Regions from separate parts of the Homo sapiens genome. Here region 2 is linked to region 1. Evidence: chromatin loops called from intact Hi-C (ENCODE). Cell type or tissue: MCF 10A. All regions are shown on one strand. Links, peaks and the distances in the headings refer to the core of each region. The heading gives the core; the rest is flanking DNA.

Region 1 (6,396 bases), core at 1,890-4,389:
CAAATGATATTTCTAGCTCTAGATCCTTGAGGAATTGCCACACTGACTTCTACAATGGTTGAACTAGTTTACAGTCCCACCAACAGTGTAAAAGTGTTCCTATTTCTCCACATCCTCTCCAGCACCTGTTGTTTCCTGACTTTTTGATAGCCATTCTAACTGGTGTGAGATGGTATCTCATTGTGGTTTTGATTTGCATTTCTCTGATGGCCAGTGATGGTGAGCAATTTTTCATGTGTCTTTTGGCTGCATAAATGTCTTTAGAGAAGTGTCTGTTCATACCCTTCGCCCACTTTTTGATGGGGTTGTTTGTTTTTTTCTTGTAAATTTGTTTGAGTTCATTGTAGATTCTGGATATTAGCCCTTTGTCAGATGAGTAGATTGCAAAAATTTTCTCCCATTCTGTAAGTTGCCTGTTCACTCTGATGGTGGTTTCTTTTGCTGTGCCGAAGCTCTTTAGTTTAATTTGATCCCATTTGTCAATTTTGACTTTTGTTGCCATTGCTTTTGGTGTTCTAGACATGAAGTCCTTGCCCATGCCTATGTCCTGAATGGTATTGCCTAGGTTTTCTTCTAGGGTTTTTATGGTTTTAGGTCTAACATTTAAGTCTTTAATCCATCTTGAATTAATTTTTGTATAAGGTGTAAGGAGGGGATCCAGTTTCAGCTTTCTCCGTATGGCTAGCCAGTTTTCCCAGAACCATTTATTAAATAGGGAATCCTTTCCCCATTTCTTTTTGTCAGGTTTGTCAAAGATCAGATTGTTGTAGATATGCAGCATTATTTCTGAGGGCTCTGTTCTGTTCCATTGGTCTATATCTCTGTTTTGGTACCAGCACCATGCTGTTTTGGTTACTGTAGCCTGGTAGTATAGTTTGAAGTCAGGTAGCGTGATGCCTCCAGCTTTGTTCTTTTGGCTTAGGATTGACTTGGCAATATGGGCTCTTTTTTGGTTCCATATGAACTTTAAAGTAATTTTTTCCAATTCTGTGAGGAAAGTCATTGGTAGCTTGATGGGGATGGCATTGAATCTATAAATTACCTTGGGCAGTATGGCCATTTTCATGACATTGATTCTTCCTACCCATGAGCATGGAATGTTCTCCCATTTGTTTGTATCCTCTTTTATTTCATTGAGCAGTGGTTTGTAGTTCTCCTTGAAGAGGTCCTTCACATCCCTTGTAAGTTGGATTCCTAGGTATTTTATTCTCTTTGAAGCAATTGTGAATGGGAGTTCACTCATGATTTGGTTCTCTGTTTGTCTGTTATTGGTGTATAAGAATGCTTGTGATTTTTGCACATTGATTTTGTATCCTGAGACTTTGCTGAAGTTGCCTATCAGCTTATGGAGATTTTGGGCTGAGATGATGGGGTTTTCTAGATATAATCATGTCATCTGCAAACAGGGACAATCTGATTTCCTCTTTTCCTAATTGAATACCCTTTATTTCCTTCTCCTGCCTAATTGCCCTGGCCAGAACTTCCAACACTATGTTGAATAGGAGTGGTGAGAGAGGGCATCCCTGTCTTTTGCCAGTTTTCAAAGGGAATGCTTCCAGTTTTTGCCCATTCAGTATGATATTGACTGTGGGTTTGTCTTAGACAGCTCTTATTATTTTGAGTGACCTGAATACAGTGTGTTAGGTAAAACTTTCAGCTGGGTTCTGAATTCTAGAACCACTTTGCTGCTAGCTTGCTGTGTGACCTTTGGGAATTCACTTTCCCTCTCTGGGCCTCAGGTTTGCATTTGTAAAATGAGTAAATTAGACAGGATCAGGCTTCCCAAAATTTAGTTATTCAAGTACCACTTTCACAATTTTTGCCACAACCTCATATTATCTGTTCTATTGTTAATATACTATTTTTGGGTGACTTTAAGTACATCTCTTACAAATATACTTTGTATTGCTATTAAAAATGAAAAACCAGTATCACGTTCCCTAACTAGAAAATAATCCTAAAAATAAGTACAATGAGAACAAAGCAATTATATTCAATTCAGATACTGTCAGCTGCCACGTAATGGTTGCTCACATCAGCAGAGTGACAAACCTGTTTCCTGTGAAGTTACTCATTGAATCCCCACGGTAAATCTATGAAAGAAGGACTACTATTAACCCCATTTCACAGAGGAAGACGCTGAGCCGTGGAGAGGTTTATTAACGTCTCCAAGGTCACAGAGTGCCTGTGTGCCTTAGCGGGGATTTTAACCCAAGCAAGCTGTGCTGTTTGCCTATTGGTGTGGGCCTGCTCTCCGTTTGTTAACAAAGGGAGATTGTCTTGTGTCCAAGGGTGTTAAAGACACACTAACACAAAAAGAGACTTTCTTGCTGATGTCATCAGAGGTGGTGAAAGTGGATCAGAAGGGCGATTTGATGTCCTCTACCCCTTCACTCCTCCTGTGTGTCTGCTCTCTTCAGTGCTTACCTGACTGCACGAAGTTCTATTTTGTGATTCACTTGCTCTGTACTTAAATCCTTATCTTACTCATTTTCCATTGCTGAATATCACATTTTGCCCCTATTTTTCTTAAATGAAATTTTAGAAGAGTGACACAAAATGGGATTTTTCACACAAGGCGGCTCCCCTCCATTAGGAACACAAGGGGAGTCTGAGATTAGCGGCAATCAGCTCAGTCCTCATAATGTTACAATAATGACTTGGAGTATCTTTTAACAGCAGTTAACACATCCTGGAGGGCCAGCGTGGCAATTGTCATTCACATCACCCCACATCTCTTTCGTCCTGGGTTCCTGGGGGATTCAAGGTGGTGGCTGGTGACAGCAGGTAGGAGTGGAAGAAGGAGAGGTGGGAGGCAGGCAGAGATGGAAACCACAGCCTCAGGACCATCTCTGGAGTGAGTAAGCTGGGACTGCAAGACTGATTCATAGCAGGCCTGGGGCCAGAGTCATGAAAACTTGATCCAAACATTTGTGCAAAGCGCTTCCCTGATGTGCAATAAAGGGCCCCCATAAATGTGACACATTCCCCATTCTCTACGAGAAGGAGAGTCGAGCACTGCTGGCAGGTGCAATAGCCTGGAACTTCCTGCCAGAGTGCGAATCACTCACGCTTGCCCAAGCCCTGAAACCCTGGAGGCCTCTCAAGGCATCCAGGGAGGGTGTCAGGTGGCTGGGGTGTGGTGGGCTGATTTAACATAACAGCGGCTACAAACCTACTCTTACTTTTACCTTAATAATCATACTAGAAGCAGCTATAGAGCCTGTGCTGTGTATAGGACATTGGGCTAAGGGCTCAACATGCATGATCCCATTTAGTTCTCTTCAACACTGTGGAGTCGGTACTATTCTTATCCCTACACTACAGATGAGAAAACTGAACCTTGGAGCAGTTAAGTAACTAGTGAGTGGTGAAGCCAAGATGGGAAGCCAGGCAGTCCGGCTCCAGAGCCAAAGCTTTAAAACCCTGTGATATGCAAAAAGAAGAGGTTTATTAGATTCTAGGTAGCTCACAGAATGGAAGCGAGAGGAAGGTTGGGTGGGACAGGAACCAAGGAAGATCTGGGACTGTTTCTTTAGGCCATTGCCATGGAATGACTCAGCCTTCAGGAGTGTATGTTCAGCAGCTGATTTTCTGCTCTGTGGTTTGGAGTGGGAGCTGATCACAGAATGTGCTGTGTTTTATTACCTTCTGCTCTGGGCTCAGCTCTGGAGTTGGAGGTAGAAGGACTGTGTGCTGTGTGACCTTGGGCAAATAATTTAACCTCTCTGGGCCTTAGTTTTTTTCAATCTGTAAAATAGGGACAATAATAGTATCAGTTACATAGGGATATTGCAGGGATTATATTAGCAAATATTTGCCAAGCATCTAGCATGGTGCTTGATACTTAGCAAGCACACAGAATGATTGTCAATAAAGGCAGGTGGGGGGCAGCTTGTTGGGCCCCTACAGCTGTGGATCCTGAACACCTCTCCCCTTTGTCTACTCTGTCAGCTCACCCTGAGGAATATGACCACTTTTTCTATATGGTCTGCTAGAGAACCTTGCTACTCAAAGTGTGGTCCGTGGACCAGCAGCAGCAGTGAACTGCTCACCTGTGAGTTTGTTTGACATTCAGAGACCCAGGCCTCTCTCCAGACCTCCTGAATCAGATTGCATTTTACCAAGATCCCCAGGTATTTTGTACGCACAGGAGTTTAAGAAGCACAGCCTCAGAAATTTAAAAAGCAAATAAAAGAAGAAAAGAGGCCTAGAATTTCTTTATCATCATTGGAGATTCAGTATGAAGCATGTACTTTTGTTTTCCCAAGCTACAACCTTTAGGATAATAATAATTCCCATGATGGTAGTAGCACTTCGCAATGTGACTAAAAGGCCATCACACTCACTTTTTTGCTTGCTTTGAGGTATGACCCTGTATGGTTGGCAGAGCAGCCAATGTTTTCTCCATTTTATAGATGTGAAAACTGAGGCAAAGAGTCTCAAGTGATTTTCCAATGTTACCCTGCTACCAAATGTCAGAGCCAGAAAGCAAGACAGGTCTTTCGGTGTCCTAATTCAGGGCTTATTGCAGTTTCCATTCTGTTCATCAACAATGAGAGAATCCATGCTGGTTCTTCTTCCTTCTCAGTTACCAGGACATAGCCTGTCACCAAGTCCCATGACTTTGTTCCATCAGGATGACTTGGATTCAGGCTTTTGTTATGATTTCCCTTGTTCTACCTTCAGCTAAGCTCTGGTCATAATAACAACAATATCAGTGGTTGCATATTGAAGACTTATTCTGCTAAGTAAGAGCCTTCCTTGTGTTAATTAACTCATTTCATCCTCCCAGCCACCTTATAAGATAGGCACTATTATTATCACCATCTTATTATAGATGGTACAACTGAGGCACTAAGTGAGAAAGTTGTCCAAGATCAATAGCAAGTAGTGGAGCTGGGGTTTGAACATGAGGAGCTGTTCACATCTCAATTTCTGCACTAGCTTCTGAGATGGTGTGTCTATGCATGGTCTGCCCTCCAAGCCTGTGAAACATGGGTGTCTTCCTTCCTCTTCCTTCTGCCTTCCCCAAAAAGCCTTTTTTTTTTCAATAGCATGTTCTGATTGAAGCTCCCCTCTTTTTGCATTCCTCAACATGCACTAATATCCATTATACTTTATCATGAATTACTTGTTAATTTCTTGTTGCACTCATGAGAATATAACCTCCAGGAAGGCAGGGGCTTCTTGGACAACACAGCTGTTGTTCCATCACAGTGACTAGCACAGAGTAGGTGCTCAGTAAATGTTTTCTTTTTAAAAAATATAGAGAGTTGGGGTATTACTATGTTGCCCAGGCTTGTCTCAAACTCCTGGGGTCAAGCAATCTTTCCACCTCGGCCTCCCAATGTTGGGATTACAGGTGTGAGCCACCATGCCTGGCCTCAGTAAATGCTTATCGGATGAAGACGGTTCATTGCATTAGTTTGGTCTCTTCACCTAGGCTGTAGTTACATGTGGAGAGTATCCAAAACTATGTCTGTATCCCCCACAGAACCTCAATGGTTCCAGAATGCCATACAGTTGATATTTATTGATACAAAGCCACGTGTTCCCCCTCAGTGCATTCATCGAGGGCCGACACAGCCATTGGTATTTAGTCCTCTGGGTTTCTCATCTCTGTCTAAAACAAGGTGAGGTGAGACCCTCACAATTACCTTGTTTATCACCACCAGGATCCAGGTAGAGACTTTTGGCCAAGCAGGGCCTGTGGTAAGGAGATACCCGACTCCGATAATACCGCAGACTGAGCTCGTGAGGTCATGTGTAATCAGTGGCTCCATTGACTACAGCCTGAGCCTTGGACCAGGTGCCAGGCAGGGGCCTGTGGGAGGTCAGAGTCTGTCCCCTCCCTGGCTCCTTGGCACAAATTAGTGCTGATGAGCTAGAGGAGGAATTCCTGCCTTTGAGGTATGAGCCAGCTGGGCTGCTGCTACCGATCAGCTAAGAAAATAAGTCATCCCAGCCACCTGCGGTTCACCCAAGGGCTGGCGCCAGAGTGGGAGCTGGGAAGGTCTTCCTGGGAGGGCTGGGAGCTGCTGGAGATATCAGCTGGGCTCAGGTGAAAGCTTTGTGGATGGGGAGGTCCAGACTCGAGAGTGTAGGATTAACTCTATTTTCAGGCTCTGGGCTCACAGTCTGCCCCTTGGCTTGGCTTCCAAGGGCTGAGGCTACAGCTTATGCATTTATGTGATTTGGGTGGGCAGGGACACTCATCTGTGTCCCATGGGGTGGGAAGATCATTCTGGTTGATTAGTTGGGGACGAATGGGCCTGTGCCCCCTTCTCCCTAGCAGTCTAATACTGGGAGTGTTAGTTTCACCCACCGCTCACCACTCGCCCTTTGCAAGAGTCCTGCTCTTGAGGCCTGCCATTCTCATCACCCCTTAGATGA
Region 2 (6,396 bases), core at 2,320-4,819, 78 kb before region 1:
TTCTGTCATTTATTATAAATTACCTAGTCTAAGGTATTTGGTTACAGCAGCCTGAATGGACTGAGGCAGGTGATATGATTATGGATGATTTTTCCTTTCTTTTTTATATTTTGCTGTTACGTATAAATTACCTTTTGCTACCAAGAAAGAGAAAATTCTTCTCATTTTGAAACGAATAAAAAATCAACAACTTGACAGCATGATTTTGAACTGGGGGAATGAGCAGGGCTGTAACCAGCAGAGGAAAGGGCTGAAGTCATTTCTTCATTTTTTTTTTTTTTTTGAGATAGGGTCTTACTCTGTTGCCCAGGCTTGAGTGCAGTAGTGTGGTTATGGCTCATTGTACCCTTGACCTCCTGGGCTCAAGGGATCCTCCCCACTCAGCCTCCCTAGTAGCTGGGACTACAGGCCTGTGCTACCACATGAGGCTAATTTTTATTTTTTATTTGTAGAGATGGGGGGTCTCCCTATGTTGCCCAGATTGGTCTCGAACTCCTGGGCTCAAGTGATCCTCCTGCTTCAGCCTCTCAAATTGCTGGGATTACAGGCATGAGTCACTGCTCCCAGCATGGGCCAAAGCAATTTCTAAGTGTTCCGGGGCTGGTAATCACAGAGCGGGAGATATATTAAATATATATAATATATATATTATTAAATATATATAATAAATATTATAAAATATATATATTATATATATGTTAAATTAGATTGAAAATGACTAAGAACAACAATCTTCTTTTTTGGCCATTGATAGTTTTTCTTCCAAAATTATAAAAATGTTTAATAGTCCCCACCATAATTCTACTGAAACCCAATTTGTATTCTATCACATTTTCTTAATTTGATGTTCTTAATCACAAATAGAGTATTTGCTTATTGCACCATGTGAAATAATACAGAGGTTATAAAAAAGCTAATAATCTACTCCTCCTCACTCCATCGTATCCCTTGAGGTAACTAAACTAATAAATAGCTTTTAAAAGTTGGGTTAGACATTACTCTATAACTTGCTTTTTTACTTAGATATTATGAGCAATCCTCCTAACAGATTAGTAGATGTATATCTAACCTATTTTTTTTGTTTGTTTGTTTGTTTTTGAGATGGAGCCTCACCCTGTCACCCAGGCTGGAGTGCAGTGGTGTGATCTCAGCTCACTGCAACCTCCGCCTCCTGCGTACAAGCGATTCTCTGGCTAATTTTTATATTTTTAGTAGAGAAGGGGTTTTGCCATGTTGGAAGTCTTGTCTTGAACTCCTGACCTCAGGTGATCCACCTGCCTCAGCCTCCCAAAGTGTTGGGATTACAGGCATGAGCCACCGCGCCCGGCCTAACCTATTTGTTTTAACACCACTTTACATTTTACTGTAGTTTAAATTTCTTATTACGCATAATCAGGTTAAACCTAAAATACCAAATCTTCCTTGCCCCAGCAACTACATTTTTAGGAATTTATCCTGAATATGTGGGCACAGACATATATACAAGAGTATTCATCCAACATTGTTTGTAGTAAAAGACCAAAAATAACCTAAATGTCAATCAACTGGGAAATTGGTAAGTAAAATAGGACACTTTGTAAAATGGATTATTATGCAGCCATGAAAACCAGCAGTAACTCTATGCATTCTGACACAGAACTATGTCTAAGATATGCTATGCTGTTGAGTGAAAAATGAAACTTTCACTGAAGTGTTTCTAAAATGACACCACGAATCAAAATAAACAGAGTGAAAACACACACATTCTGCATGCAAAAACACTCAAACATACATATACGCATGTGGATATGTATGCTTACAAATAAATAGACTATTTTGGAAAGCATACACAATCTGGTAACAATGTTTACTTCAGGAGAAAAAATACTGAGAGTGTTGGGTGTGAATGTGGGGTAGGTAACAGCAGAATAATTTTTTCATTTTTTTTTTCTGATTCAAATAAGAATCTATGCATCATTAAAAAATAAACTAGTTGATTTTTAAAAATTGCTACAAGTAATCATGCAAAATAGTTACAAGGCGTGATGGCACGGTCCAAGTTCCCTGTGGTCCTAAGTCTAAAAACAGGCATTCTTTACAAAACATTGTAAAGAAAAAAAGTATAGAAAATCTCATATCCTGAAGTACATCTTTGTAATGTCCCGAGGCAGGGTTTTTATTCTGGAGTTAGAGGGTCCATAAACTTGGGTGAGAAAAAAAACCCTCTTTTTAAAAAAAAAAAAAATACAAAAACCAAAAAAAACCCAAACTAAACTTTGGCTGAAAGTTTGCATTTCCTTTGATAGGAAAGTGGGCAAGCAGCCACACTAGAGTCAGCAGGATTTGTCACCAATAGAAATCAGATCTGTGATATAACATTACATTTGTTGCAGATATCTTGAAATATTTCCACTTGTCAGTACTTCAAAATTATAGTAGTTATTTATTTGACTTGCTGCTAGATCTTGTTTATTTAATATGTTAAAGGACTTTTTTTACTCTATAATAAATTTGTTTTTTCAACATTATAACTGTATTTCAATATAATTGGTTTTCTTTGAAATCCTGTGTCTTTTATTTGATGTGTTGACTGTGAGAAGGGGCTTCATCAGATTGCCAAAGGGGTCCGCGAAACAATGGAGCCAAGGAACCTTGGTGTTAAGGTAAATGCTAAAGGGCTGGGGACAAGGAATCACAAATGGGCGCTGTGGGGAGTGTCCCTAGAAGCTGGGAGAAGGGACCCTACTGCTTCCTCTTGATGCCGGGGGCTGATTAATGGCCTGAATATATGAATCGGAGATGCAATTTTTTGTTGCTGTTCCAGTTGGTGGATCCTCCTCCTCCCCAACCAGCTGCCTCCCTGGATCTCCGCCCGGCCCAGTGCTGGTGGTGTGAGCCCTGGGGCTGACGCCTGCGAATGACAGTGAGCCCGGCTTGCCCTTGGTCCCATTTTAACCTCCTTTTGGGGCACGGCCAGGGTGCTAAGCTCAGCCTCTAAGCAATGCACATTAGCCTGGCAGGAAACTCTGTCTTGAAGAATTTCAAAAAATTCTTGTGCAAAACCAAGCCCCAAATTCATCCCAACAGGAGAGAGAAAGCTTAGCGGGGAGCAAGACACTGTAGGCAGACACACTTGGAAAAAGTTAAATGGGGCTCTAGGAGGAATGGGCCACTTACATGTGCTAGAACATTCTGTTTCTGAACACTTTAAACTGAACTGCTCGTTGGTGCAACTTTTATAGCACAATTCCTGTGCTCGCACCAGAGAGGGGCACTTGAGTGTTCAAAGGGTGGTCAGATGAGCTGCGGGTGAGTGTGGCCAGGAGTGTGCTGTCAATAGAGTCGTAAGAGCAGAGCCTGCCAATGTGGACAGATTCTACTGTATCCTGAGCTGACTCATGGTGCTGTCATGCCAGGAGGGGTGATGATGGGTGGGGTGAAGATGGCCCTCCCCCTGCACTGATTCCAGCCTTACAAGTCCTTAAAACACAGCTCACTTTCCTTTTCCTCCCCCAAATCTTATTTCAGCCCACTCTTCTTTCTGTCTCCTCTGCATTCTGAAGACACCCATCATTCAGATGGCACCTTTTAGCTTGTGCTGAAATTGATCCATTCCTTCATTTAATCATTTATTCCCTAAGTATTTAGGGCTGGCCAGCCATAGATTCAAATCTTAGCTCAGCCACTCACTCATGTCATCGCGGCAAGTAAAATAAATGAACACTTTATTTAAAAATTTCAAGCCCACATTTGCAAAACTCCTGCTTCCCACGAAATACACACATAGTAAGTCACATTTTTCCTTTTTAAACGGATGATGGCTTTGCTCTCTCATCATGAATCTTTCCCTGGACTGTTGAGGCTGTTAGTGCCAGTTTCTCTTTCCTCCCCATCTGAGGCTCTGGTGTGAAACTGGTGTACTATTGGACGTCTGCACTATAAACACCCTTATTCCAGGTTTTAAAACAGGGAGACATTTTTATTGTTCAAATTGAGACACTTTTGAAAATAAGAAAGGGTTATTATAATAAGTATAATTATGCTTTGATAATAGGCATAAAAGGAGACCATCTCAGTGAAATGGGACATATGGTCACCCTATTAGAAAACAGTGATATATTACCCAACAGAAAGACCCAGTGTGTCTTCAGAGCATTCGCAAAGCTGGGGCACCTGTATTTTTGGTGAAATAATCTGATATTAAAGAAATCAAAGTTACCTCCATGGAAAGAATCAGAATATTGTTGGCCTTCCTTACATTTTTTTTAGGGTTCTATGCATACGTGTGTGTGTGTGTGTGTGTGTGTGTGTGTGTGCATGTTTTAATTTATAATTTTATTATTCCCTTTTCAATACCTTAGGCCTTTAGAGGTCTCTATCTGGCTCTGCTATAAAGTCACTGGAATAGTTTCCTCTTTTCCTGCTTCTGCAGGGATCAACTCTGACCATATCCCTCTCAGAGGTGAGAGGCAGGTGACCATGGCTAGAGGGTGAGGGAATGTAAGGGCCAATTGGCAATGGGACAATCTCCCCCAGAGGCAGGTGGAACGGCAGCCTTTTGATAAAGAATGAAGAGGCCATCCATTTTCAAGATCCTACCTTGTGTCCACACGGGTCTTGACCTAGCCAATCTCGCTTCACCGGCTTCATGACCAGGCCCAGATTGGCATTTTGGTTTTAGAATACCAGTCTATGACAGTCTCTTTTTAATGAACTTGTGGTAGTTTTGAGGAAGGAGACAAGCCACTTAACCCCCCTGAGCCCATTTCCTTATTTGTTTACTTATTAATTTAATTTAATTTAATATTTTTGAGACAGAGTTTTGCTCTGTCTGCCAGGCTGAAGTGCAGTGGTGCAATCTTGGCTCACTGTAACCTCCACCTCCCAGGTTCAAGTGATTCTCCTCCCTCAGCCTCCCAAGTAGCTGGGATTACAGGTGCCCGCTACCACGCCCGGCTAATTTTTGTGTTTTTAGTAGTGACAGGGTTTCACCATGTTGGCCAGCCTGGTCTCGAACTCCCGACCTCAAGTGATCCGCCCGCCTCGGCCTCCCAAAGTGCTGGGATTACAGGTTTGAGCCACCATGGCTGGCCCCATTTCCTTATTTATAAAATGGGCAGAGCATGAATACCTATCTGGTGGGCCGTGGGAGGTTCAAATACTAGAAGAAGTCTGGTACACGCTGTATGAATCCTATTGGTCATTGCTATTTTTATTGAGTTTACTATGTACACATCCCTGGGCACGAAGGACAAGAAGACAATTTGAACTTGGACCCTGCAAAGGTTTGCAGCCTGGCAGTGCTGCAAAAGTTGTGCACATCCATATTTATCCCCAGAGAGAAACATGACAAGCACCATAAACCAGGGATAAAGGGAGTGATTACTGATGGGGAAAAGGGTGGGATCCAGGAAGACTTCGCGAGAAAGGTGTCAGCAGAACCGCATGTTTACAGACGAGCAGGAACTGGATATTCAGAGGGTATGAGAAACACACTGGTGGGAGAGGGAACAAATGCACAAAAAAAAGAAAATGCAAAGTGTATTTGGGAAGTGGCAAATAATTTTACTTCAATTGAGTGCACTCTTAATTCTTCTGCTAGGCTCTGTACTACTCATTCATTCATTCATTCAGCTTGTGTGAGCACCCATGTTCGGCAGAGAGTTGGTCACTGCTTAGACGTCCACAGTAGGTAGAGGAGAAAGAGCAGTCACGAGGTTGCTGGAGAGAGCCCTGAGGAGAGTAGCCTTAGGGCTTCCCTCTTCATGGGACCCTACACGACCTGAGCAGGGGCCCTGCAATGCCCCCACCATGGCCACACAAAGTTTTCAGAAGTAAGGTTTATTAATGCAATTGGTTATTCCCCTTATTTAAATATTATTCCTATTTCTCCGTATGCAGGTGGTAATACAGGGGCCATGGACGTTTTTGGGAACCAGCTAAGAGTTGAGTTAAGACAGATTTTGTGTGGGTTCTGTTGAATATACGTATGTGGTTTACAGTCTTTTCTTTCTGTATAGCTAGGTCACCACTAGCCACAGTAACTCCAAAGTGAAAAAACGGCTTCTAGAAATACTCTCTCGCCCACGATGCCAACTCACCTGATCTTGTGGCATCAAGAGGCAGGACCAGAGGCAGATTCATGATGGAAGAGTGTCCCCATGGTGCTGGCACCACACGTAGGTGGGTGGGTGGTGGTGAATCCGGGTCTGAAATGTATGCAGCCAGAAACTAAACTGTAAAAAAGTCCTCTAAATTTTATGTGTTTCTCCAAATTTGATAAAAATCTGAAAACCGTATGTGACATTACCAATAATAAGTTGTGAAGCTGAAAAAAGTCTTCTAAAGCATCAATAATACAAGAGAAATTTTGACTTATCTTCCTAGAGGAACGACCCAATTATTTTTATCTTCTTT

The links. A loop is a pair of places that touch in the nucleus more often than their neighbours do. Peaks named below come from ENCODE experiments on the same cell type or tissue, not always from the same donor. Only the 100,000 strongest peaks of a DNase experiment are listed, where the experiment ranks them.
Region 2: it touches region 1 in a loop (6-fold over the local background); 3 of 110 quality-filtered maps call a loop at or near these places.

What each region holds. Positions count from the first base shown.
Region 1 is chr5:159,846,953-159,853,348 of GRCh38, reverse strand. The region is part of intron 2 of LINC01847 (long intergenic non-protein coding RNA 1847); the gene reads left to right. Among named protein-coding and RNA genes, the nearest start is that of LINC01847, 21 kb to the left of the region's middle. In MCF 10A, for the core only: no CTCF peak of the experiment used is centred there; DNase peaks (open chromatin) are centred at 3,048 and 3,568.
Region 2 is chr5:159,925,281-159,931,676 of GRCh38, reverse strand. All of the region lies in intron 1 of ADRA1B (adrenoceptor alpha 1B), which reads right to left. Among named protein-coding and RNA genes, the nearest start is that of ADRA1B, 12 kb to the right of the region's middle. RefSeq lists an enhancer at 2,376-2,875. In MCF 10A, for the core only: no CTCF peak of the experiment used is centred there; DNase peaks (open chromatin) are centred at 2,856 and 3,366.